2 separate regions of the Homo sapiens genome follow, and region 2 is linked to region 1. A link is an interaction called in ENCODE POLR2A ChIA-PET data of the cell type or tissue named here. Cell type or tissue: Panc1. All regions are shown on one strand. Each heading gives the region's core, and the rest is flanking DNA. Links, peaks and the distances in the headings are about the cores only.

Region 1 (15,922 bases), core at 10,923-15,922:
GTCACGCAGGGTTGCCAGATCAAATACGGATGCCCAGTTACGTCTGAATTTTAGATAAATGACAAATAATGTTTTAGTATAAATCTGTCCTATTGCATTGGGCATATTCATACTAAAAAAGCATCCATTGTTTATCTGAAATTAAATTTAACTGGGCATCCTGTGTTTTTATTCGCTAAATCTGTCAACCCTACAGGCAATTGAACCCATGGATCTGAAGATCAGGAGGGGTCTAGAAGAGAGGTGTCCTCCATAGTTTCCAGCCTAGAGCAGCACTTGAAGCATTAGGAGTGCAGGGGGTGGCTTAGGGGCAATAAACAGAGGAGACAGGTCTAGGGCAGTCACAGTAAGTCCAATATTTAGGGTTTGGGTAGAGGAGGACAAACAGGAAAGTGTAATGGAAGCCAAGGGTAGGAGAAAGAAGAAGTGACCCTCAGTGGAAAAATCAAACATGCGAGGGCTAAAACTGTTCACTGAATGTATGGAGAAGGTCATTAGTAGTTTGGGTGCAGTTTATTTATATTTTGTGAGGGAGGAAAAATCTATCACAGTGAGTTGAGGCGTAAATGGAAAGTGTTTGAGATGTTTTCCTAGGAAGAAGAGGGTAATCATTGGAGGAAGAGATAGAATCAAGGGAGGGCCCGATTTCACATTAGAGACTTGAATGTGTTTAAATGATGGGGAGCTGAGAGTAAAGAGGGAGAAGCTGAAGATAAAGGAAAAGAGGGGATAGGCAAGGTCCCTGAGATGGCAGCAAGGGTTGGGATCCAGAAGCTAAGAGGGCAAATTAGATAGAAGAGTGTATGCCTTCCATTAAACCAGGAGGCAAAGTGGAGAGGACCTGTGCAGCCGGTAGATAAGAGAAGCTGCAGGATGGCTGAAGACTCACTGCCTCAAGGCTTCTGTCTTTTTTTTTTTTTTGAGATGGAGTCTCCCTCTGTCACCCAGGCTGGAGTGCAGTGGCGCGATCTTGGCTGACTACAACCTCCACCTCCTGGGTTCAAGTGATTCTCCTGCCTCAGCCTCCCCAAGTAGCTGGGACTACAGCCGTCTGCCGCCACCCCAAGATAATTTTTTTTTTGTATTTTTAGTAGAGACAAGGTTTCACCATATTGGTCAGGCTGGTCTTGAACTCTTGACCTCAGGTGATCCACCTGCCTCAGCCTCCCAAAGTGCTGGGATTACAGGCATGAGCCACCACACCTGGCTGGCTTCTGTCTTATCTTTGAAAGGAGTAGGAGATAACATCTGCTGAGAATTCAGATGGAAGTAAGTATGTGGAAAGTTTGAGGACAGGGATACGGTCTACCAGGGTGGTTTTTCCAGGACTAGAATATGTATGGCAGGCAGCACTGAGGACCCAGCCAAGCTTGGTGGTCACAGTGTTGGAGGACCTGGCCAGCTTGCTACTGTGGCCTTCTCCTGCAGAATCACCTGTCATGCCAGTGCAGTTCAGAGGAAAAGGACAGCTGCTTCATCCACCGGTGGAATTTTGGCAGGCGGTGCAACAAGGGGGAATTTATGTTATAGGAGAGAATGAATAAAATTCTGAGCTGTGCATCTCAGGTGTGAGAAAAGAGAATGCAGGAAAAAGGGGGCTGCTGGATTGAAAGAAAACAGAGGGATCCATGGACGGGGTACCTGATGGGGTCAGAGGTCAAGAGTAGACAAAGTGATTGAGTGGAGAAGCTGAGAGTATAGAGAAGGCCATCAAGATTAGTGATTTCAGAGGTGAGGGAGTTCTGGGTGGTGACTAAGTCTAGGGAGTGGTGATGGGAGTGGGTGGCCAAGTCACAGTGGGACAGAAGGTTGTCAGAGATGGGGAAAGCCAGCAGCTCAGAGGCTAGGGTGTGGGCTGCCACTCTCACGGACATAAAGTCATCCCGATGATGACAGGGGCTCCCTGTACACACCACACCTTACCTCTCCTGGCAACACCCCACTGTGTCTCAACCATGTGGGTTGCTATGGTGGTGGGTGTATGTGGGATGGTGGTAGTTAAAACTGGGAGGGCTCTGTGAGATGTTTCCATAATAGGAAGAGATTTTGTCACTTGTGTAAGCTTTGAACAAAATGGGTTCCTCAAAGTCCTCACATAGCTTGTTATCAAGATGAATCAGGATTGAGAAAATCTAAGATTCGTCCTCTACTCCCATGCTGATGGCAGCCCAGAATGGAACGCCTCCTCCCCTTCCCCCACTCCTGGAGCCTGCTCCTCTCTCATGTCCTCCCAGCCACTCTGTGTAGATAATTCAGTCTCACTCTCATGTCACCAACTCTGCCTCTTTCTATTTATTCCCACTGTACCTGTTCTGATTCATGTTATTGCCACCAGTCTCCTAACATTACATTGCTTCTTAACTGATTTATCTGCTCCACCCTTTCCCTCCAACTTTCCCCAGCTCCCCCTTCCAGGGGAGAGAGGACAAAGAGAGGACACTCCTAGAAATAAACTCTCCAAAATACACCCTTCCCACAGCCGTCAGCAGAGCCTCTGCAAAATGCGGGTCAGTTTAGATGACTCCTGTCATGGAAACTTCTCAGAGGGTCTCTGTGTCTACAGAACAAAGACGACACTCCTTGCTTAGCACGATACCAAGACTCCTCCTCGCCTGACCACCTACATCTCCTCCCTCCATGTCCTATGCGCCAGTCCCTGTGGGCTTTTGTATGTTAGCTGTAACAAAGCATGTACTTTCCTGACTCATGCTCTCCTCCTGTTTCTCTGGCTGGCAAGAGCCTGTGCATCCCATAGGGCTTAGCCGCAATCACACCTTCTCTTTGGTGCCTTTTTTATCCTCATAGTTCAAAATTAATCAGCCCTTTCTCTACAACAAAGCCAGCATGTTGTCAAATCTCTATTTAGCATATATTGTCAGCCTTGTATTGCAGTCAACTGTTTAGAAATCGTTCATGTAACACTTATCTATAAATATGTTTAGTTGTGTGAGACGCTGAGGACACAAAGACAGAAGGCCAGTCCCTGCCTTCAGAGTGTTCATGTTTTGGTGATGGGGGAATGGGAGTTTCTGCTAGGCTGCCAGGCAATGGCACAGCTTAGTGGTATATGCTGTGATGCTTGAAGGACGTCTACCCAGACGAGGGTCAGGGAAGACTTCCTGTGGGAAGATGACATCTCAGCTGAGGCTGGAGGGAGGAGCTGCCTGGCTTTTCAGGTAATTCCACCATGTAGTAGAATTACCAGTTTATATGTCTCTCTCCCCAGCTACAATCTAAATTTCTGAAGTTCAGAGAAATGTTTTACTTATCGCTGAGTCCCCACACCTCATTCCAGAGGCTGGCACATCTTAAACCACAGTGATGATTGTTAGGATGGGCCTCTAGACTCCTGGAAGGCAGGAGCTCTGTCTTCTCCATTCTTTTATTCTTCTCTCTTCCAGTGCCTTGTAGCGAAGCCTTGGCAGATTGGGTGTTTTCTGAAATGAGTTACAAGAGAGCTTCCCGGAAGTAGCAGGTGCTCTGGGGACACATGAGCAAACAGTTGGCCTGGGATGTGTCTCAGACTAGACAAGTGCACACAACTCATGTGACTGCTGTCTAGACCCCAGATGCCAGCAAGCTGATGCTCATCCCAGCTGGGCTCCCTGAGGCTGGCTGACCGAACAAGACCTCCCAGCTTTGGCCTGTTGTCCATCATTCTTTCCTACACGCTGCCAGGAAACGGACAGGGAAGGGGCACTTCCAGCAAGCAGAGACAGGGCCAAGAACTCCAGGGACCAGGCTGGAGTGACTTACCGGGACAGCGTGGGGGCACACTGAGATGCACCAGCAGAATGCCTCCTGCCCGGGCTAGAGATTGGACCCCAGCATGGTTTTGGAGGCTGTAGATTCAGCAGTTGTGGTGTCACGAGTCACTCATCTCAAATAAAGGACAGGGGGAACTCAGTGTGAGCCCCAAACAAGAAGCTCACAGGCAGCTTCTGAGCCCTGGGGAGAAATTGTTTGCTCCTGGGCTGGGTGGTAAGGGGGGGTTCTCCAGTGGACCCTCCTTCCTCCACCTACTTGCCACCAATTTGTATTGGGGAGGGGTTGGTATGCAGAGGGTGAAGACAGTATCATAAAAGCAGGAAAGTGTCCTGAATTCCAGGGCTGAGGAAACTCCCCCTGGGGCTCTATAGTTCCTACCAGGAAGTGGGGAATTCCCAGCAGCTTGCAGTGGGTGGTGGGGAGGTGGAGAGGGAGAAGTTTCCAGAGGGTCAGGGCTTCCTTAGGAAGGGCCCTCCCATCCTGAGGCAAATCTCTGCTCATCCCCTGAAGGTAGAAGTGGGCTTTGGGATCCAAGGTGCCCTTTAGCTTGGGATGTAGGGCATGTAATTCTTACTCAAAGGACAGCCTCTCTCCTCAGGCCTCGGCAAGGAGCCAAGACAGACGCCCTCTCCTCCAGCAGCCGGCTCCTTGGGGCTCCTCCTCCTCCTCTCCTCCCAGCGCTCCTCGCTGGACTTCTTTATTCCCCACATTGTCTTCTCATCTCCCTACTGAAACTAGGAGAAGGTGGAGGGAGGGCCTAGATTGTTCCTCTCTGAAAGGGTCCCCCAGTTGGGTAAGAAGAGCTGGTCTGTGGTCACGGCCTACAATCCAGTAAGCTCGGGCTCTGCCTGTGGCCAAGTTACTCAGCTACTCCAAGTCCAGGCTTGCTCCTCTGTAAAATGGGGATGCCCCTTTGCAAAGCTGTTGTGCTGAGCCATTGCATGTCAGACTCCTTGCGAATTCGCTTTAGAGATTGTTGTTCATTAGTCGAACATCCATTCAGCACATTTATTGTGTGCTCAGTGTGTGCTATGTGCTGTTCTGTGGGCTGTTCTGTGGGCTAAGAATGTAGAGTGAACAAAGCAGACAAAACCCCTGTCCTCCTGGAGCTCACACTTTAGTGGGGAAGATGAACAAGAAGGAAGCCAGCAAATACACAAACATGTAATACATAATAAATATAATTGCCTTCCACGCAAAAAATAAGGAAAAGTGACAAAGGGTGGAGAGTTCTATCTTAGGATGCTCAGCAAGAGCCTCTCTGAGGAGGTGACATTTGAACAGAGGCTTGAATGTGGTGAAGGGGAGGGCCAGGTGACAATATCCAGGAGGGCCTTCCAGGAAGAGTGAGCAGCACCAGCCAGTGCTCTGAGGCAGGGAGCAGCTTGCTTAGGGACCAGCAAGGAGTCGAGGGGTAGTAGTGGAGTGAGCAGGACACAGTTCCGGGGAGAAGAAGTCAGAGGACAAGGTAAGGCCAGGTCCCCTAGGGCCTTGTTTGTCACTTTAGGGAGTTTGCATTTTATTCTAAGTAATGGTTTTGAACAAGGGAGTGACATGATCTGATTTATGCTTTTAAAATATTACTCTGCATGGAGAATTTGCTGGCAAAGCGGGGCCAGCAGAGCAGTTAAAGAGGCTGTGGTCATTATTCACCACAGCGCTCCCCGTCTTCCATCTCTCCTCAGCCAAACTCCTCTTTTCCTCCCCACTGTGCCTGGAGTCTGTCTGCACACTCTGGAAGCTGCAGTGGCCTACCCCAGGGGGCTTTGGCAGCCTCCAGCTCTCTGAGGCTTGCAATGTTCTTGGTCCGCTCCTCCTGTCAGGAATCTCCACTCCCTGGTACCTCGGTGCTGCACCACACAACCTAAAGCACCCATCTGAGGCACAAAGCGCAGCACTTGTATAAGGTCCACTCTCTGACCATCCCTTCTTTCCTCCTCTGAGGGTTCCTCTCCTCTACCTGAGGCAGAGGTGTTGCAGACCTCGGGTTCTCTTCCAGGCCCCTTCTCTTCCCACTCTGACTGAAGTTCTGCTGTCACCCCCACCATCCCGTTCCCTGCCACAAGTGCAGCTATGGTGCTTCCTGGTGAGTCAGATGCTCCCGGTTGCATCCCATCACCAGTGTCTACTAGATGTCCACACTGGGCATGCCTCAGGTACCTCCAAAGTGAAGGCAAAGCAGGCAGACTAAACCCCTCCCCTGAGGGAGGTCTCATTCTAGTGATGGAGATAGAGAAACACATGCACAACCTACAACATATCAGTCGGGGAGTGATAAATGCCAAGATGAAAATTAAAGCAAGGGAAGCACATTGAGAGTGATGGCGGTCAGGGTCCACTCTAGACAGAAACTTGGATTATTTGGATGCACAAGCCATGTGAGTGTCAGGGGACACAGTGTTTCAGGCAGAGGAAAGAGCAAGTGCAATGGCCCCAGGTGGGAAATGAGATGTAAAGAAGGCGAATGTGGCTGGAGGCTAAGGGGGAACACGACTCACGCCACCATGACCTTGGCCCAGACTGTATAAACCGTTCCCATGTAAAGTCTCCCCACCTGCAGCTCACCCTCCTCCAATCTGTGGTCCCCACTCCAGTCACTCTGGACTTTCCAAGATGCAAATTTGCACACTGTGAACCTCTGCTATAAACCATTCACTGGCTTCTCCTGGCTCTTACGATAAAGACCAAACTGTGAGGGACCACTGGGCCACTCCCCGCCTCTTCTCACCACCCACCTCACACCTTCTACTCCAAATTTTATGACCAGCTTTCAGTTCCTAGAATGCACTGACTCTTGACTGAGGTCTTCCTACTTTCTGGTTCCTCTGGTCCACACATTTTTGCTGCCAGCTTCCAGCCCTTATTCCCTTACCCACCTACCTCCTACTCACTCCCCAGGAAATCAGCAGGGGTGTGACCTCCACCAGCCACCTTCTGTGATCTCGAGGTGGGTGAGGTGTCCCTCCCAGGTGCTACATTGCAAGTGCCTGAGTATGTCTCTGTACCTTCTGCAAGCCTGACAGGCCCATGAGTGCTTGTCTAGCTCATTGGAGGTGGAAACTTCAGCTCATAGCACTGGACTCGGCACACAGAAGGTGCTCATTAAATATTTTTTGGATAGATGGAAGGGTGATGTGGGATTGGAAATGGGAATGGTGCATCTGGAAAGGAAAAGGCATTCCAAGGAGGGGGATGATGGAGAAGGGCATGGCGAAGGCAGAAGTGTGGAGACGGCTGTGTGTGCTGTGTCACATGCAGGAGCAAAAGAGGCCAGCCTGGTGGAGCAGAAGGCATGAAGGAGCAGGGGGTGAGGAGGTCGAAGAGGAGGTTGGGGCCAAGTGAGGGCATTTGGACTTCATTCTGGAGGCAACAAAGAGCCTCTGAAGATTATAATCAAGATGTGACATGGTCACAGCTGTGTTTAAGGACATCAATCTGGTGTGACCTGCAGGTGAAACTGCAGGACAGGGAGGAGTTAGGGGAGGGATTTGGAGGCCACCTCCACTTTTGGGGGTCAGCAGGCAGACTATTCTGAGCCCCTTCTTCAGCAGGAAGACCCTGGTCTAGCCACAAGCCTCGGTGACCCTGGACAGTGAGCCTCCCCTCCTGGTGTTCCTCCTCCCCTCGGCAGAGGCAGATTGCCCTTCCTGGTGACTCACCCCAGAAGGGTCAGCTCTAAGCAGAAAGTCATTGTTGACAGGAAGAGGGGTCAGACTTTCCCTTTTCCGGCCAGCTTCCTGGGTACCAAAATAGCAACGCGGCACAACAAAGAGTTGGGGCGGTGGAGGCCTCCCAAATGGGCTGGAGGACACACCGACCCCACCCCATGCTGCCCACCCGCCTGTGGGATCCACCATGCCACATGACAGCCAGCCTGACAGCACCAGTCGCTGGTGAGTCTGGTAGCCCTGGAAACCCTCTCACAGCCAGCCGAGATGTGAGGGACACAGAGAGAGGAGGTGCCATTTCAGACCCCTATGCCTGGCACGTTGGGGTGAGAAGGACACACCAGTCAGAGCTGGTTCTGAGGCTCGCATCCGGAGGGAGATCCTGGAACCAGGGCTGAGGCTCGCATCCTGAGGGACATGCTGGAACCAGGGGGCATCCGAGTTGGGGACACAGTCTGGGAAGGTGTCTAAAGGAAGTGAGAATTGAAGGAGGGACAGAGCGCTACCCAGAAGGGCATAACTAGAGGCTGGGACCAGGTCAGGAAACATGTCCCTCAGGTGTAGAAGCTGCAAGTGAGAAACCAACGTGGTAGGAACCTCAGCAGGCTGGCTCCAGCTCCAGAAGCTGTTGGAGTTGAGGATTTGTTCTCTGTAGAGGAGCAACATCACCTGTGTAGTCTGGTTCCTAGGCTAGGCCATCCTCTAGAATTCTGTGTGAGCCAGAATGTTCAACTAATAAGAGAAGGCTGCACATTGTGGGTGGAGAGCGGGAAAGAGAGGGGGCTTGCAGCATCTGCAGGGGCCAGAAACTACATGCACAGAGAAGCTTTCTCAATCGGAAAAGAGCTTAGGAAACATTGAACTGGAGAACAACGGAAGCAAACCTGTGTCCGGGAGTGGCTCCAGTGAAACCCACCTCTTTCTCTGTGTATGGAATTCCAAACACCCGTTGTACAGGAGGAAGCAGCTACAGATCGTCCTACTCACCAGCTGGGTGGCACCACCGGCTTTAAGTAATGGGTAAACTGGCTCAAGCAAGCCTGGGACTCAGAGACAGATGTGCGAAGCAGAGATGTTGCCATGCCTAGGCTGAGGGCTTTCAGCCAATCGGTGAGGGGAATGGAGGAGAAAGGAGAGAGGGGTGTTGGGTTGAGGGCCGGGATGTTAAGAAAAGGATTGTATCCTGGGAGATGGGCTAAGGATCAAGAGGATGAGGAGAAACACCCCCTCCCACAGCCTCTGCAGCACCCAGAGTTGCAAGATCCAAAGAGATGTTCCTTTCTGTCCTCTCTTTGCTGTCCCCCTCCCCTCCTGGCCCTCCCAGCATTGCAGACCCTTGCCTCTGGTTTGCAGCTGGGCTAAGGGCAAAAGCAGAAGCAAGAGCCTGAGCTGCTTTTTCCTGCCTGGATTTCTGTTCTTGCAGTTGCCACAGAGCTGGCTCCTTCTCATCATGCTAGTCTTGGCTTAAACGTTACATCCTCCAAGAGGCCTTTGCTGGCCACCGCAGTGACGTATTCCACCCTGACATCACTATCACAGTCCCTGCTTTAGTTTTAAGACAGCACTTACCACGAACTGGTATTTTCTCTCGTTTCCTTGTTTATTTTTGTCTCTGCCATCTAGAATGGAAGCTCCCCGAGAGCAGGAACCTTGTCTGTGTTGTTCATGGCTATATCCCCAGCACTCAGAACAGGGCCTGGCACAGAGTAGGTGCTCAAATATTTAGTTGATTCATGATGAATAATAATTGCTAACATTGGTTGAGTGTTACTACATGACAAGTACTTATTTCACATATTAACTCATGGGCCAGTGAGCTATAGGCCTCTGGGCAAATCCAGCTCCCTGCTTGTTTTTATAAATACATTTTATTGGAACACATGCCTATCATGTACATATTGTCTATGGCCGCTTTCATGATACAATGGCAGAGTGGAGTAGTTGTGACAGAGCCTGAGGCCTCCTAGAAGTGCTAGAAGCTTTTCCTTACCCCTCCAACACTCTGCCACTCACACTTACCACACCGAGCCAGTCTCCCCTCTCCACTTTGCTTTTGCTGCTCCCTCTGCCTGGGACCCCCTTCCCTGCCCCACCCTTCTCTCTTTTCCTTGGCTCACCTGTCATCGGCCTGAAAGCTGCACCTGATCCTGGACCTTCTCTTGGAGGCTCCCAGAGCAACCTGGGCTTCTTTCTCCGCAGCACTAACTATGGGATGCCATCACTGGCTGCTTACCAGGCTCACTCACCCCTTCCAGCTCTGCTGGACTGTGAGCTCATTGACAGTAGACTATCTTCTACTTTGGAAATCCCAGCACTTAACCTTGAGCCAGGCACATAGTAAATATTAAGTAAAGATTTATCAGCCGGGCACAGTGGCTCACACCTGTAATCCCAGCATTTTGGGAGGTCGAGTTGGGTGGATCACTTGAGGTCAGGAGTTCAAGACCAGCCTGGCCAAAATGGTGAAACCCCATCTCTACTAAAAATACAAAAATTAGCCGGGCATGATGGTGGGCGCCTGTAGTCCCAGCTACCTGGGAGGCTGAGGTGGGAGAATCACTTGAACCTGGGAGGCGGAGGTTGCAGTGAGCCAAGATCGTGCCACTATGCTCCAGCCTGGGTGACAGAGCAAGAGATCAAGACTTTGTCTTAAAAAAAAAAAAGATTTATCCCGTGGATGGCTATCCGATTTTTGTCAGACATGGGATGAATAATGGCAGATTCTAAAAATATTTACTATCTGGCCCTTTACAGAAAAGATCTGTAGACCCCTGTAGTAACTCAGTTAATCCTCATCAGTACAATTAAGGTCAGTGCTGTTACTATCTCCATTTTACAGATAAGGCAACTGAAGCACAGAGGCACAGAAGGCTTGTCCAAGGTTGCATAGCTAGTAAGTACAGAGGCTGGAGTTGAATCCAGGCAGTCTTGCTCCAGCCCATGTTACTAATCATTCCCTTTCTAAGAATGTTACCTGCTTCATTCCCTTTCTAAGAATGATCAGGAGGTGGTGGGTGGGGTGGGAGGGATAGGCTGGCCAACGTCATCATGGGAGCAGCACAGCAGGAAGGAGAGCTGGAAGTCCAGCAGAGCCCTGATGACCCAGGGCTATTGTTTTTGAGGCTTGGCCTGATTCTGGGACCCAGAGCTCTCAAATTCTGTTTCCTAGAGCCGGAGTCCTACCCATAAACATACATAAACACCCCCAACCTTCCCAATCTGAAGATTGAGTGTAGAATATTCCCCACTTAGGACTTGAGGTCTCAACATTTTCCTTAAACTTTGACCCCTGCTATGAGTTGTCTACATGAGAATTGTCTTAGTCTGTTTTCTGCTGCTATAACAGAATACTCGAGACTGGGTAATTTATAAAGAAAATAAATTTATTTCCCCAGTTCTGGAAGCAGGGAAGTCCAAGGGCATGGCCCCAGCATCTGCATGGCATCTGGTGAGGGCCTTCTTGCTGCGTTATAACAGAGTAGAAGGGCAAGCAAGCATGTGAGACACAGAGAGAGAAGCATCAGGGGCCAGACTCAATGGATAACAGCACACTTTCATGATAACATTAATCCATCCATGAGGACTTCCCATCATGGCCCAATCACTTTTTAGTAGGCCCCACCTCCCAGCATGGTCATATTGGGGATTAAGTTTCCAACACATGAACTTTTGGGGGATGTGTTAAAACCATAGCAAGAACAAGGATCCAGTAGTCTCTGATTTAACACAATTTAGGTTAATTTAAGGTTGAATACACTGTTATTTAAAAAGATGACGGGTGAGGTGGCTCATGCCTGTAAACCCAGCGCTTTGGGAGTCCGAGGCAGGTGGATCACCTGAGGTCAGGAGTTCAAGACCAGCCTGGCCAACATTGTGAAACCCCATCTCTACTAAAGGTACAAAAATTAGCTGGGCGTGGTGGCTAAAGCCTGTAGTCCCAGCAATTCAGGAGGCTGAGGCAGGAGAATTGCTTGAACCCAAGAGGCGGAGGTTGCAGTGAGCTGAGATCGTGCCACTGCATGCGAAACTCCATCTCAAAAAAAAGAAATTTTTTTTTTGTAGTTCCACAAAAGAATGATCTGGCTTCTATGGGCTTCACAGTTTAAACATGTTCAAGAACTTCCCATTCTTCTGATGTTGAAATTTGGATGCAGTCCAACTCAGAGGTTAAAACACACACACACACACACACACACACACACACACACACACGACAAGAAGTAAATCCTCTAGAATCAGAAGAAAAATTGCAGCCTTGAAAATCACAGCTTTACTCATGAGGCCGCCTAGAAGTGCTAGAAGCTTCTTCTTACTTATAAGAAATGAAAAAAAAAAAAGGGGGCAGGTGTCGAGGAGGATGGGAGGATGGGACAAGCTGCTGGAAGGTGTAGTGAGCGCTGAACAGGTCAGCCCCATCCTGGTGCAGAGGCCTGGTCTGAGACGCTCCGCCGTGGAGGCATGTCCTGGAAAGTGTATGCTGGTGAGGAGCAGTGGAAAGGCTTCCCTACTCCTAATCTTCTGGACTTTGGAGGCTGCTCTAAAGTTTACCAAGACTTCACATTTGCCATCACATTTGCTCATGACAAGGCCCTGAGGGAGGAGTTACTTCTATCCCCATCAGAGAGGTTCTACAGTTTGCCAAAAGTCACACAATAAGGGGCATGACATGATGGTCCTCCTCTTGAATAGATTCCTTGCTTATGGAGCAATCTCCAGATGATTCACTGGGGAGCCTGAAAGAGGGACAGGGTCATTTGGGTGGGGACTGAGGTATTTCAATTCGCCTGTCTCACTCTCCACTGTGCTCCGGTACCAAGACCTAGATCCTCACTCAGTATTTGTGCAGGGTATTGAAACTCCATGTCCCTACTCTAGGCAGGTACAGGTGTGTAGGGCAGGCACAGACGGAAGCTGCAAATAAGCTGGCACAGGGAAAAGGGTTAGGAGAGGGATGTAAAGTGCCACTGAGATTCTGAGGAAGATGAGACCATGTGGGTCAGGGAAACAGAACTCTCGTTGGTGAAGAGAGCAGCCGAGAGGGCCTTGAGGGGGTTTATTTCCACAGGTGGGGATGGAGGCATAGTGACACCTTCTGTGGCTTTGCCTCTGCCAGCCTTGCCAGACTTCTTCCCCTCCAACCCTCTGCCACTCACACTCACCACACCAAGCCAGACTCCCCTCCCCACTTTGCCTTTGCTGCTCCCTCTGCCTGGGATCCCCTTCCCTGCCCCTCCCTTCTGTCCTTGTCTTGGCTCACCTGTCATCATCCCTGAAAACTGAGCCTGACCCTGGACTTTCTCCTTAAGGCTCCCAGAGCAACCTGGGCTTCCTCCCCGATAGCACTAACTATGGGGTGCTGTCACTGCCTGCTTCCAGCCCCACCCCTACAGCCCACTGGACTGTGAGCTCACTGACAGTAGACTGTCTTCTACTTTGGAAATCCCAGCACGTAACCTTAAGCCAGGCACACAGAAAACATTCAATAAAGATTTATCCAGGGCATGGCTATTGAATTTTTGTCAGGTGTAGGGGTGCATAATGGAAAACAAGATGGAAGCAGAAGGTGGGGACCAACACGAAGAAGGCCCTGGCATCAGTCAAGGGTGCTAGCATTTACTCTGTGGGTGTGTGGAGCCACTGTCAGCACTAGGTGAGGCCACAGCAGGGAGGACAATGCCCACTGGTAGGACTGCTATGCCACATGAGGGCTAGAGCAGAGCAAGGTCAGACCAAGAGCGAGGAAGGCCTGACAGGTGCCCCAGCATCCTGTATGCATGCAGGTCTCTGCAGCCTTTGGAGAGCCTAGACAAGCACCCCGAGTTCTGCTAGTACCTGGGTTAAATTGACAGAGTGAGTTCTGACCTGCAGCTATGGCATCCTGCCAGAACCCATGACCTCACCCAAGTGCAGAGGGCCCATGACAAGCATGTGACACAGCAGTCAGCACTGGGACAGGCCACAGTGGGATGAAAGGGTGGAGCTTAGCTTAGAAATAGGGGAGGGAAAAGGTTACTTCCAGCAGAGAGAATGATCTGGATTCGTAAAATCCATTCATTCACTCATGCATTCATCCATTCAACAAAGCTTTATTGAGCACCTAGTATATATGGGTTCCATGGGAGATAAAAGCTATCTCTACTCTCATAGTTCAGTAAGAAGAAGGGTAAGAAATGTACATAAACACAAGAGAGACACAGAGACCAAGAACCATGGGGCCAGAGGAGAGAGGAAGCATTCCTGTTGAGAGTAAGGGGGAATGTTTCCCGAGGAGGGGACATTTCAGACGGGCCCTAAAGATGAGTACAAGGAGATTCCAACAAGAAGACATGGGAGGGGCAAGCAGGGATGGCAGGAGACCTTGAGCTCCTGGGGGTGGGAACCATGGCAATCTGGTTCCTAATTGTCCCTGGTCCCCATGTGGTGATCCGTGAGCATTTGTCTTGTTTGTTGAATGAGACAATGACTGTTTCCTGGTCCCGCCTTCGCTCTTCACCGGATCCACCACTGATTACCCAAATTTCTCCCTCTGCAGCACTTAGTCTCCTGAGCTCTGTTCCTTCTGCCAAACCCACATCTTGGACCTCAAAGGCAAAATATCCATTTCTCTGACCCCACAGACCCTCTCCTCATATCCTTGATCTCACCCCTGCCTATCCCCAGGACCCTGCTCCTTCAGTGGCCTTGTCTCTCCATCTGCTTAGCTTCTCCCTCTGTGGGCTCCTTCCCTTTCGCTGGTAAACCTGTATAAGTGTCTGGCACTCCCCCAAGCCCTCACTTCCTAATGAGATGCTGCATTTCCTAAGGACAAGTCCAGGCAGCACCAGATGTGCCTCTTCACGGACCCCATCAGACAGTGCCCTATGCTTGGAAAACATTCATTGAATGGATGGATCCAATCCTGTCATCTCCTAGCATCCTCAGTGGTTCTCAATGTAAAGTCAAATGTCACGTGTATGACCTACAGATGCCCAATGAATGGGATTGGTCTGGCCTGTCTCTCACTTCCTCTAGTCTTCCTCCCCAGCTCCAATCATTCCTGAGTAATTATACTACCCAGAACCCACTACACTGCCCTCGCCTCTCCTGAGTTTGTGCATGCTGTTCCCTCTCTCTGGAATGAATGCTCCTTCCCTACTTCTGTGCCACGTGCACTTTTGCTCTCAATGCAGCTCAAGGGTCTCCTCCTCCCATGAGACTGTGAGCTTCCTGGGAGTAAAACATGGTCCTAGTTAATAACTTTAGCCCTAGTGCCTAGGTAGGTGCTCAATAGATGTTCATTAAGTAAGCAAATTAAGGAATGTAGGGAGAAGTGCTAGTGATTCCAGAGGCATACGCTCAATTTTCCTCTTGAGTCCTGGCTCCCACCTGCAAAAAGGGGTGAAATTGCTTAGGGGCATGGAGTGTCCAAGAAGACATGAACCCATAGTCTGGTTTCCTCCAAACTCAGCTCTAGGAAGATTCTTCTTTTAAGCTGGCTTAAAGAATTAGGCGTGTGCTCAATGATTTTCTTTTAATTCAAGGCAGAACTGGAGTATGACTTCTATTGTCATGTTCTAAAAATATATCTTCTATGGTTCTCTGCTTTCTTTGCAGTAAAATAGCCTTGGCATGACCCTGTTTTTGCATAACTGAAGACACAATTTAATGAAATAGCACTTTATGAGCTTTAAGGGAAGCAAATATCTGACCTAATCAGGGGTGAAAGAAGGGGAGAGAGACTCTATGCCAGGCTGTTCCATCTCTGTTAGGAAAGGCCCAGGGCCAGGCAGTTCCCAGCTTTTCAAGGAATGTTGGCACAGGAGTCCAGGATCAATTATCCTCAATCAATCAGCAAATATTTATTGAGTGAGTACAGCATGGGGGGCTATAGCTGTGGAAAATAAGATGCATGTGAACCTGGTTTGCTTTCTATGGTGAGCTCCTTCTGGTCATATCGTTCCTATTACTTCTATGAATAATTGTAGCTAGTAGTCACTGGGCACCCACTCTGCAACATGGGCCTGGTTATATACTATGTTGACTTCTTGTAACACTCTGAGACAGGTAGTATGACTTCCACTTAGTAGATGAGGAAATTGAGGATCATAAAACTTCCACACTGCCCCAGGTCACAAAGCTAGAAAGTAGCGGATCTGAGATCTGAATGTAGATCTGATTTCAACCCCAAAGTCCTTTACTAATGATAGCCAACATCACATGAGTCTTCTAAGATTACAGAGCATTTTCCAGTAAATTTCTAATTTGATTCTGTCACTACTCATGGGAGGCCAAAATTATGATAATTCCCATTTTACAGAGAAGAGAACTGAGGCTTGGAGGATTCAAACAACTTGCCAAAGGTCCCTGTTGGTAAATGGTATATCCAAAAAAGATCTGAGCTGAAGCCAAATCCTGCATTCCTTCTACACCTTGGCAAGGACTGGATCATCGCTTCTAGCAAACAGCTGGACACTGACAGGGAGAATTCTCACCTAACAGCCCCAGAG
Region 2 (11,436 bases), core at 534-5,533, 390 kb after region 1:
CCTCCAAGAAGAGCAGAAACACATGGCCTTCAATGGGATGGGAAAGGGGGGAAAAGGTGAAACTAATGGTACATCTGTAGGGGTCTTAAGATGGGATTTTTTTTTTTTTTTTTGAGACAGGGTCTCACTCTGTTGCCCAGGCTGGGGTGCAGTGACACGATCTTGGCTCACTGCAACCTCTGCCTCCTGGCTCAAGCAATCCTCACACCTCAGCCTCCTGACTAGCTGGGACCACAGGTGCGCCAAGAATACAAAAATTAGCCACCATGCCCAGCTAATTTTTGTATTCTTTGTAGAGATGGGGTTTCACCATGTCACTCAGGCTGGTCTCAAACTCCTGGGCTCAAGGGATCCTCCTGCCTTGGCCTCCCAAATTGCTGGGATTATAGGTATGAGCCACTGTGCCTGGCCTTAAGGTTTGAATTTGGAGGAGTTCCTGCCCCAGACCTCAGCCATCTCTGGGGTGCTACTTCCCGAGGGAAAAGAAAGAAGAGGCTGTAGGAGGCACTCTTGCTGAGAAGCACTGAAACCAGCAAAGAGCAGGAGGAGCCAAGAACAGAGCTCAGCTGCCCCAAGGCCAAAAGGAAGATAGATGCCCAACTGTGGGCCTGAGCTAAGCTTGGGGAATTTGGAACGCAATAGAAGGAAAAATGGGGCTACAGCGGGTTGAATAGTGTCTCCCCAAAATTCATGTCTACCCAGAACCTTGAAATGTGACCTCATTTGGAAACAGGGTCTTTGCAGATGTGAAATGAGATCATACTGAATTAGGGTGGGTCCTAAATCCAATGATAGGTGTCATTATAAGAGACAGGAAAGGACACAGACACACAGGGAGGAAGGCCATGTGAAGAAGGAAGCAGAGATTGGAGCTGTGCTGCCACAAGCCAAGGAAGGCCAGGAGCCACCAGCAGCGGGAACAGGTAAGGAAGAGTTCTCCCCCAGTGCCGTCACAGAGAGCATGGCCCCACCAACACCTTCATTTTGGACTTTTGGCTTCTGGAACTATGAGAGAATACATTTCCCATTGTTTTAAGCCCTTGAACTTGTGGTACTTTGTTATGGCAGCCCCAGAAAACTAACACAGAGTCAGAATACAAGGGGCTGGTGAAGGTTAGGTCAAATGGTCAACCATTGAGTAGGGACCCAGGCAGGAAAGGAAGGGACATCAGGAGGAACTGGTAGACTCAGAGAGGTCTAGGGCTGAAGGTCTTGAGGAAGAATGACAGGTTTGGGGAAAAGCTGAATGAACAGATTTATATCCTGAGGGTGGTATATTTAAAATTAAGATTTTAGAGGTGTCTGTTGGACAAGAAGTTGTAAAAAAAAAAAAAAAAAGATTTCAGAGATGGAACAGTTCCAGGTGACTATAGGTGTAATCAGATTAATCTCTTTTTTAGTGGAGAAAAGCTGCCTGACAACAGATTTACCCAGCCTGGCAAGACAATTTATCCTCCTTGGAATCTGCGCTTTAAATCCAAGGACTAAAGAAGAGCCTATGTTCTTCTGAGAAATTACTATTAGCTCCCTTCATGTCGAGGCATTTCAGACACTGCCTGGGAGTTTTGTGTTTTAGGAAGGTCATAGGGGTGGGGGACAAGGTCTCAAATCTCAGCCTGTGGGTGAGTCTTCCCAGGCCTGGCCCAGGCTTTCAGAGAAAGGCACCCCCCAGAGGCTTTCAGAAAGGTGTGCTTGTCTGGAGACCCCTGGGACATTAGATGGCAGAGAAAATAAAACCCACCAAAATGGCAAGGCAAAGCTGGGCCATTTGAGGAAATTCAGAAGGAAAAACTCCAAACAGAATCTGAAGGTAATAAAGTGACAACTCTACTGCAAGCCAGAGAAATTCTCAGAGTTGCCCTGGGGCCAGGAATTACTCAATTAAATAGCAAAAGCCCAGAGGGAAATGGAGAAACAGTACCTCTTCCTCCTTTACCTGAAGCTCTGCTCCCCCTATTCCCTTCACCCCATATGCCCTCTGCTAGCAGCTTCTCCCCGCAGGCCCTACCCTTAGACCAGTCTGCCATCACATCCCAGCTGTCAGTACATTCCTCCTTTCCCACTAGGACACGAACACTGATGGATCTTCTCTCCTCCTGCTCCTCTCTGGCCCTGGTCCAGGCTGTTTTCTATCACTTTCTCTCGGGAGCTTTCTAGCTGAGCTTTCCTATCACTTTCCCCTGGGGCGGGGGAGGGTCTCATTTCCACCTTCTCAAGATATTGTCTCCTATTATATATTTATTTTTTCTTTTTTAGCTATCTCCTGCGGAGAGGGTGGTCTCCTACTATTTAAACAGAAAAGAGTGTTTGTTTTGAGGGAGAGTGGACAGGCAATAAGGAAGTTACATTTCTTTCCTTACACAGTGCCTGAGCCAAGAGGACTCTGGCCCTAGTATCCACGTGACCAGAGCATCCTCAAGCCTGCCTCGTCAGCCCCTGCACTGTCCCCCAAAGGTCCTTGCATTTGCCAGCCCAAGACTGTCAGGGGCATAACCCTCTGACCATATCCTCACACTCTCTACCTTTAGCTCATTCTCCTCTCCCTGTGGCATCCTGGGCACCACTTCTTCCTCTCTCTCTCCCTAGCCCTTTCTCCAAATCCCCCAAGTGGGAGGGATAGGTTGGGAGCAGAAGGCTGTTTAGCTTTTACAAGCCCGGTGCAAGGATCTGCTAAGAACTATTCCAACGACCATGTTTTCCAGAACAGATTTTGTATTTAATCAATGAAGGTGTTTCTCTCCCAGCAGACAGCTAATCTCCAAGAGCCTCACATTCATCTTCTCTCGGTATTTACTCAGATGGGAAAAGTGGCTCCTCTTACCCTTACTGCCTGAAGATCATTCTTCCTTTCCCCAGCTTCTCCCCATTCACATCGGGGAATTGTACTATTCGACCAGCTCTCTCCTGTGCGAAAAGTCAGAGGCGAGTGAGAGGATGGTGACCTGGGGAGGCAAAGTGACAGAATATGTCAAAGAGCAGTGACAGTCTCTAGGTTGTAAGCTGCCTGGGATGGCATGGGGGATGGTGATTATACTGAGTCACCACTGATGAAATATTTATTGAGCTGTAAAGGAAACACTCCAGGGTAAAGCAGAGAAGCAGTAACTGATTTAAGATGCAGAAGTTCAAGTACTCACACCATTGCCTCACTGTGCAGGGACAGCAAGTTCTTTACCTTCTCTGGGTGTCAGCTTATAGGCCTGGGCTGTCAGGGCTGGAAGGGAGCAGACAGAACCTTTATTGGAACCTCACCTATTAAAGATGGGGCATTGGTGGGTTGCTGATGACAGAACCTGAAAAAACCTACTCCTCTACAGCAGGTCGAATTCATGACCTGAAACTGAATACTTCCAGCATATTTGTTCAGGGTGTAGATGGGAATAAAGTATCTTTGCAGTGCTATGTTCCCTCCATCTTCCCAGACATCTGACACCCTGAAAGCCATCCACAGCTGTGGAGCCTGAGCGACACCTTGATTTGTGTTGTCACCTGACCAAGCCTAAAGACCTCCAGCTCAGTCCCCCACCTTCATCCCACCCCCCACATGATAAAATTCAGACCTCTCTCCTGAAAGGCAGAGGTTAAACATTCGGGACTGTTTCTGGCCGAGGACTTCTTCCAATTTAAATCCCCACTGTGGGCTGTCTCCCCTCATTTCATTTTTCTAAAGAGGCAGAGGCTCTTTTAAAAAATAATAAAATGCAATTTATGTGATTTACTTTTCTGATCTCTTTGAGAAACAGAGAAATATAAAAGTGTGTTCTTAACTCCAGAACCACTCTTTTTGCATAAATACCTCATTGGGTGGCTTTCTAATTGTGATTTTCCTGAGTCTCCCTTCATTGGATCTGCCGGAAGACTTGTCAGGGAACCTTTAGTGAGGGTACTTCTTCCTATTTTTCTTCTGTTTTTGGAGGCATGCACATTATGCATAACCAAAACAATGGCTCAATTGTGTTTAACTTTGTATTTTGATTGTTGAAAACAAAAACAAAAAGTATCGATGTGTATGTGGCTGTTTGTAGTGAATTCATTGCAGAATGAGGTTGTCCGCGTCCTTAACAAGCTAAGGGGCAGGAGGCACCCTCTCTTATTCTTATTCTCTTCTCCAAGAGCAGTAGATAATTTAAGCACAAGCCTATTTGTGAAAGAATATTTTGCTTAAGTGCCATTCACCTGAGTCTTGGAATTCCTTCCCAAACGTCAGGTGTTCTTTCAGCTTCCAAACTAGCATATGTATCCATTAGTCTGACAGATCACCTGAACACCACTAAGAGGTGTGGTGTTTTTGCTTTCATTTCTCCTGCTGGGAGAAGTGGCAGTTCATGTGTCATTCAGTATCTCACATACTCACACGAGGCAGGGGGGAGGGGGAAACGGGGAACTGTAGCAATATTTAAAGATGCTTTGGAAACCAACCGTGAACACATCAACACCACGACATCTACGATTACTTGCTGTTGGCCCTCGGACACATTTAAGAGAAAGAGACAGTCACTCTTTTTTTCTTAAATGATATACACATAGACAGTTATTTTTATTCTATTATAATTGTCTTTTACCTTTATCTAGTGCTATGTGGAAAGGGTTTGCATCATAGATTTTTCCCAGCTTTATAATATACCACAAGCTCCTACTTCCCTGCTCCTCTCTAATCAGTATTCTTTCAAGAGTTCTTTGGTGAAGCCAGCTATCTGAAACTAAAATGAACCAAACCCATATCACTGGTGGTTGGAGAAAACCATGGCCAAAACGATTGTGGCAGGTCTCAATCTTGGGAGTTTTTAAGAAGGAATGTGCCAGAGGCCTTTCCCAAGAATGGAGTTTTGTTTTGTTTTGCAGAGGCATTCAATGTGTCTGGTGCTCGCTGGCCACAGCAGTTACTACCACAGAGACTTCTGGGAGGGGCCGTTGTGTTGAAGGAGGCTCCTGCCTGAGGGACAGCATCAGGTAGTGGGCTCTGTAGAGTGAGAACCAGGTGGACGCCTTCTGTGCCCAGCTCCGAGTCCTGCACCACGCCAGGACTGCCCCGGCCAAGGGCTACTGACGCAGGTTCCACTCATTCCACTGTGTGGGGGGCCTTGCACCTCTCCTAGAAGGGCTCCTGGAGAAGGAATTGGAGTTACGTACAAGTGACTCCAATTTATGGGAAGCTTTTCTTTTTTTTTCTTTTCTTTTTTTTTTTTTTTATACAGAGTCTCGCTCTGTCTCCCAGGCTGGAGTGCAGTGGTGTGATCTCGGCTCACTGCAAGCTCCGCTCCCCGAGTTCACGCCATTCTCCTGCCTCAGCCTCCTGAGTAGCTGGGACTACAGGCGCCCGCCACCACGCCCAGCTAATTTTTTGTATTTTTAGTAGAGACAGGGTTTCACCTTGTTAGCCAGGATGGTCTCGATTTCCTGACCTCGTGATCCGCCCGCCTCGGCCTCCGAAAGTGCTGGGATTAAAGGCGTGAGCCACCGCGCCCGACCAATGGGAAGCTTTTCTAGATGAGATTGGATTAAATTCCATGTGATTTCTCTTTCCCTTTAATTCAGGTTGGGACTCGTTTCTTTCTGGTGGATCACAGCTGCCCAGATGTTGCAACTGATTTTTATGTTTCTGTAGAGAAGTACTTTTCTTTAATCTTCAGGATTTTTTTTGCCACCAAAAGAAAACATGGAACTCTGTGTTTCCTCTTGATTATGACTTCCCAGTGTTGACAGTTAAGTCCTTAGTGTTGCAGGTCCCAGCCCACCAATACTATATCAAACACTGTTATGCACATAATGCAGCACTGTGATCTAATTTAAATAATACTTTTTTATTAATTATGCTACTATATGTAATATACATCAACACTTTCGCCATATAACCTAGGTGATAACCCTCTTTTAGTTACCTGCCAAACTCTGGACTTGGTTTATATTGCAGTTAACACAGTTACAAAGTTGTAATGGTGTCTTTTTTTCCTTTGTAACGGAATGTGTAAATCAAAGTATATACATTGTGTGGTGTTCCCGTTTCTGGAGTTTCATGAGGATTTACACATGGCATTCAGTGTTCTGTATAGATCTGCATACCTTTGTAAATTCATCTGTTAACCCCTCTTCCTTTGAGAGAGCACCGGCGATGGTCGTTAACTCCTTGTATTTTCTCTCTCTCCTACTGGTTATTCTATTTTTTTTTTTCTCTCTCTCTGTCGCCCAGGCTGGAGTGCAGTGGCGCAATCTCAGCTCACTGAAAGCTCTGCCTCCCGGGTTAACGCCATTCTCCTGCCTCAGCCTCCCACTAATGGTTATTCTGAATTAAGCACAGACATGTCAGCTCAGTTGCTTTATCATGAATAATGTGTGTGACCTTGCAGTTCTTCCACAGTTCAGCAAACAACTGCTAGCTTCACTGACCAAAAATTAAGTAAGGAAAACGCAGTTTTTAAAATGATCCATCTTTTAACAGCCGAAACCGATGTGTCTATGGTGCTGCATCTTGCTGTTGTACTTCTGAAATCAGACCTGTGTGAATGATCATTTCTGACTTAACTGTGAGATGCTCACGAGTACCCTTCCTGTTGTTTTGTTAGTGATGAAATCAAGACTATTTATTTGGAATATATACAACAGTGTTTTTCCATTGTATTTCATTTGCAAAAGTTGAGAACTGCTTTCTCTACCTTTTGCAAAATAATTGATATTCCATATTGGATTATCAAAGACTTCAATATGGTGAACCTGTTAAACCTAGAAATTGTATTCATCCTTTCATGACTGTGGCCTGAGTTCCCCAGCCCCTCTCCTCCTTTTTTTTGGATGAGATTTAGCACACTCTCAGTTATTTAAACATGCAACATTTCTTAAGTATGTATGTTGAGGCCATCTGAGCTCATAGCTGATTCAGTAACCAGTTTCATGCTGTGTCATTCACACTCACTACTTTATACTGCCATGGTGAAAATGTGGAGGAAAAATGTATCCATGTGTGTCTGGGAAGCATATACACTTGTATATTTTTTAATACTCTGATTCTGTAACATTTCCCAGTTTTGTTTTGTTTTACAGAAAAAAAAAGTGATAAAGCAATCAGAAGACCAAGAGGTTTACTGTTGATGCTTAGGGTCGTCTGACCTTGGCTGGCCAATAGACCTACACGGCCAAATTAATTTATGAGAGTAATAATTTTTCAAAAGCCAATTTTTTTTCTGTATTTTCTTTGTGAAACTGCCAATATCATGAATAGAAAGGGAGAACCATAAAGGAGAAAGAACGTGATGTTCAGTTATGATCGTGTGAACCTAAAGAAAAAACGTGGAGGCAGGTGCCATCAGCCGAACTCTAGGGACTTGATGGTGTTGCTTGGAAGGCATCCATACCTGCATTTTGCATTCTTTGTATGTAATCATATTGCCAAAGACAAACTATTTCATCATTTCTTGTAAATAACACTCTTCCACAGACCCACCATAAAGTTTCTGTGATGCATTGTCTTCCAGTTGCAATAAAAATTACTGAGTTGCATCAATTGGAAAAAAACAAAAAAAAAAGATAGGGCATTGGACTTGGAGAGGCTGAGCTGCTCCAAACTGTAATTCCAGATGGACGGAGGCAGGGACAGCATCAAGAGCCAGCCTCCAGTCCCTGGCCACTGTCCTGTCTATCTGCTAATTAGTTTGGGAAAGACCTGAACCTGTTTGATCAGCAAAGAAGCCATTGGCCTTCCTTCCAAGTAGCTCCAAAAGGAGCGGCCTCAGATGAACATTAGGAGGCTTGGTCAGGTCCCAGCAGGAAACAGAAGGATCCTCAACTGGGATTATGAAGGTAATTGCATGAGGGAACCATTTGCAGAAGTACGGCAAGGTTAAGGGAATCAACAAGGAATGCTGAGACAGGTAGGGACCAGCAACAACAGGAAGCTCTTCCTACTCTCAACCTGAGGAGATGCATGGAAGAATGGAGTCCTCAGGACCCAGAAAGTGTTGGAGCCATGCAAGGGGGCTGCCCAGAAGGAGTTGTAGTCGTAGAATTAAAGCAAGGCAGGGAAGGAGGGAGCAGAAGAAACATCCTGACCTGTCTCCTGCCTTTGATCTCCTGCCAAAGCTTCCTGTTAATCTAACCCAAACTGGAAGACAGAAGACAGGAGAGCCCTGTGATACTATGCACAGAGATTTGTCTCCTGGAGCATGGAGCAGGCAGAAAATGGATCTTGGACTGGGAGCAAAGCAAAACTGCAAAACCAGCAGATGGGGTGTTGTAGAAGGTGCACCCCAGTAGAAATAACAAGTCCTTGGAAACCAGTAGTCAGTATGAATCCTGAGTTTCCTGCTTACTAACTGTGTGATCTTGGGCAAGTCACTTTACTCTCTGAGCCTGGGTTTTCTTCTTGGGGCTAAGTATACCCTGTTGATGGAGTAGTTGTGAGGATTAAATGAGACACCTTATGGGAAAGTGCCGACCATGTACAAGGTTCTTATAAGGATTGTTTTTCCTTCCCTTCTGAGCCCCCCTTCCAAGCTCTGCTGGACTGGAGGCACTGGAGTAGAGTGGAATGGAAGAAACACACAAACTTTGGATTCAGACCCTGGCTCCACAGCTACCAGCTGCATGACTTTCCACAAGTCACTTAACTGCATGACCAGGGGCAGGTTATGTATCCTCTCCAACTTTGTTTTCTTAATGGTAAAAAGGGACTACCCAACTCATAACATTGTTGTGAGGATTAGAAATGATGTAAGGCACCTACTAAGGTATTGGGCTTATGGTAGGTAAGCCCTGGAATTAGACTAATTTCAAATCCTATTTCCCTCCTTATGAACCATGCAATCTTGCACAAGTTTTTGGATCTCTCTGAGCCTCAGTTTCTTCATCTATAAGATGGGGATAATAAAAGCACCTCTTTTTTAGGGTTGTTGATAATGAAGTGAAGTCATGGGCACACAATGTGCCAGGCATAGAGTTGGCCCTCAAAAGTTTGTTGTTATTGATCATTACTATTATAAGTCTTATGATGTTTCTTGTGTATCTTTCCCCAATCAAGCATCCAACCCTTCTACTCAGACCCCCAGAGTCTTTGCTGGAGAAAAGCAAGTAGGGAATGGGACCAGGGGAGACAGCTAATTCAGAGGGGATGGGTTCATGGCATAAGAATGGCTCAGCCTGCTTGGCAAATGCCTTTGCACATGCATCCAGACATGAGGTGCAGTTGAAAACTCAGCCTGTAACTCTTTGGCCTTCCTCTATCAGGTTGCCCAAACAAGAGGATGGCCTGCCCTCCAGCTTTCTCACCCTCATCCTGGGCTGCCTGATGCCATGTTGAGACTGACTGGCTTTCAGTTAGATAAAAACAGAGGAAAAGGGGGAGTGTACAGTATGTCTAGACTTGACACTGTATGCCCCAATCATAATTTGCTGAACACTTACTATGTGCTAGGCATTGTGGAGACTTAACATAATTAGCTCACATCAATTTTGGCAATATTTGAAATTAGCCAAATTGAAATAGTAACATTAGTAATACTGGAAGTTAAAGCTCAGGGAGGTTGAGGAACTTGGCCAGCATCACATAGACAGTAATTGGCAGAGTCCACATTTGAAATCAGGTCTGATTGTTCCCAAAGCTCAAGCTTGGGCAGCCGTGCCACGTGGCCTCCCGGAAGGATGGCTCATATGTTGAACATCAACACAAGTGTTTAGGGAGAGTGTGGGAAGACAGGAGTGAGGAATGAGCCTGGAACAGATGTGAGAACAGCATTGTCTGCCATTGCCGGTCACTTCCCTAGGAGGCTTGGGGACTGAGAATTTCTGAGGCTCCTTTCCCTCTGATATTCTGTGAGCCAGACCCTAACTGCCAGGGTCCTGGAGAAGAGAGACAAAAATTCCTCTTCCCAAGGCCCCAGAAGCTGGCCTCTTTCCCTCCTCCCCATCCTAGTTCCTTAGGGCTCAGATCACCTTTTCCTACCCTGAGCTGCAGAAAGTCTCTTAGCTAATGGTTTAGTGTGCCCCAGAGGGTGCCTAGAAAAAGATGGTGGACTTTCAGATGGGGGCCAGGAAGGAGGGGGCTTTTCCTTACATCATAATGCCCAGGTGCTTTTGAGCCCTTAGTCTGTCAGCCTCTCAGGCGAAATCTGTGGTCTTAAGTGTAAATGGACTGGCCAAAGGGTTGTGGGGAGCAGCAGCTGGACTGCTACAGCCTCTGTTGGCCTCTTCAGAGCACACATACTCTTCTTGGGACTTCTGCAGCCAGGAAATGTGGGAGCTCAGAGCAGTGAAGGAGCTTAGCCATGGGGTGGGGGAACACACAGCCCTGGGTGCCCCTCAGAGCTGGACCCCCCAGGATGTTCATTGGTTTCTTCATGGATTCCACAGTTTTTGAGCATTTATTTTAGGTGAGCCCTGTGTAGGCAAAATCAGATAGAATCATGCCCTCGAGTTGCTTAGATATCATAGGGGAGATAAAACGTGCAACACAAAAATACCAAAGTGCTGGGCACAGTGGCTCACGCCTGTATACCCAGCACTTTGGGAGGCTGAGGCAGGGGGATCACCTGAGGTCAGGAGTTCAAGACCAGCCTGACCAACATGGTGAAACCCTGCCTCTACTAAAAATACAAAATTAGCCGGGTGTGGTGGTGCACGCCTGTAATCCCAGCTACTCAGGAGGCTGAGGCAGGAGAATCACTTGAATCCAGGAGGTGGAGGTTGCGGTGAGCAGAGATTGCGCCATTGCACTCCAGCCTGGGCAACAAGAGTGAAACTCTGTCTCAAAAAACAAAAAACAAAACAAGCAAAAACAAAACAAAACAAACAAAAAACAAACCAAAACAAAACCCAAAGCATGGAATGTTATCCAAACCTCTTCTTGGCATTTATAAGTATCTGAAGGGATCAGAAAGACAGCAGGTAGGGGAAGGGGATGCTTCCATAGCACTTACTGTATACCAGTCACTGTTCTAAATGCTTTGCATACATTAACTCTCATAATCCTCACAACCACCCCATCATTCTACAGATGAAGGAACAGGCATAGAGAGGCTAAGTGACTTTCCTCAGGGCCTAAAGCTGGTAAGTGGATTTGACCAAGGCTGTGTGGCTCAGAGTCTGTGCTCTTATCTAGGTTATTGTGCGGGGATCCTGCCTTGCCCTCAGGTCTTATCACCTGATTGTTAAAACACAATGATAAAAAAACAAGCACTAATATTTTCACCTGTATTATGCTCAGTTGTTAAAAATCAGTATATCTGCAACATGTTAATATGTGTCATTGTTAGATTATAAGCTACAAAGAATCTCATTCAGCTATACTCATTGAGTGTCTGCCAACAGCCAGGCACTGCTGTAGCTGCTTAGCATATTCTAGGTCAATTTACTTCTTGTAACAGCCTTGGGAAATAGGTGGCAATTTCCCCCTGGGTTCCAAAGGAAGAAAATGAGAGACAGACAGCAAAGATATTTGCTACACCAGTAACT

The links. Peaks named below come from ENCODE experiments on the same cell type or tissue, not always from the same donor. Only the 100,000 strongest peaks of a DNase experiment are listed, where the experiment ranks them.
Region 2: POLR2A ChIA-PET joins it to region 1 with 16 read pairs; 1 of 35 experiments calls an interaction of 5 or more read pairs at or near these places.

The regions. Positions count from the first base shown.
Region 1 is chr1:109,888,549-109,904,470 of GRCh38, forward strand. All of the region lies in intron 4 of LINC01768 (long intergenic non-protein coding RNA 1768), which reads left to right. Among named protein-coding and RNA genes, the nearest start is that of CSF1, 14 kb to the right of the region's middle. RefSeq lists a cis regulatory region at 589-1,013 and an enhancer at 1,699-1,993. In Panc1, for the core only: no CTCF peak of the experiment used is centred there; a DNase peak (open chromatin) is centred at 13,321; H3K27ac peaks cover 3,670 bases.
Region 2 is chr1:110,289,566-110,301,001 of GRCh38, forward strand. It overlaps RBM15-AS1 (RBM15 antisense RNA 1), which reads right to left. Exons shown (of 4, transcript NR_036595.1): 3 at 2,822-2,942. Among named protein-coding and RNA genes, the nearest start is that of RBM15-AS1, 44 kb to the right of the region's middle. RefSeq lists a silencer at 4,976-5,134. In Panc1, for the core only: no CTCF peak of the experiment used is centred there; a DNase peak (open chromatin) is centred at 3,076; H3K27ac peaks cover 225 bases.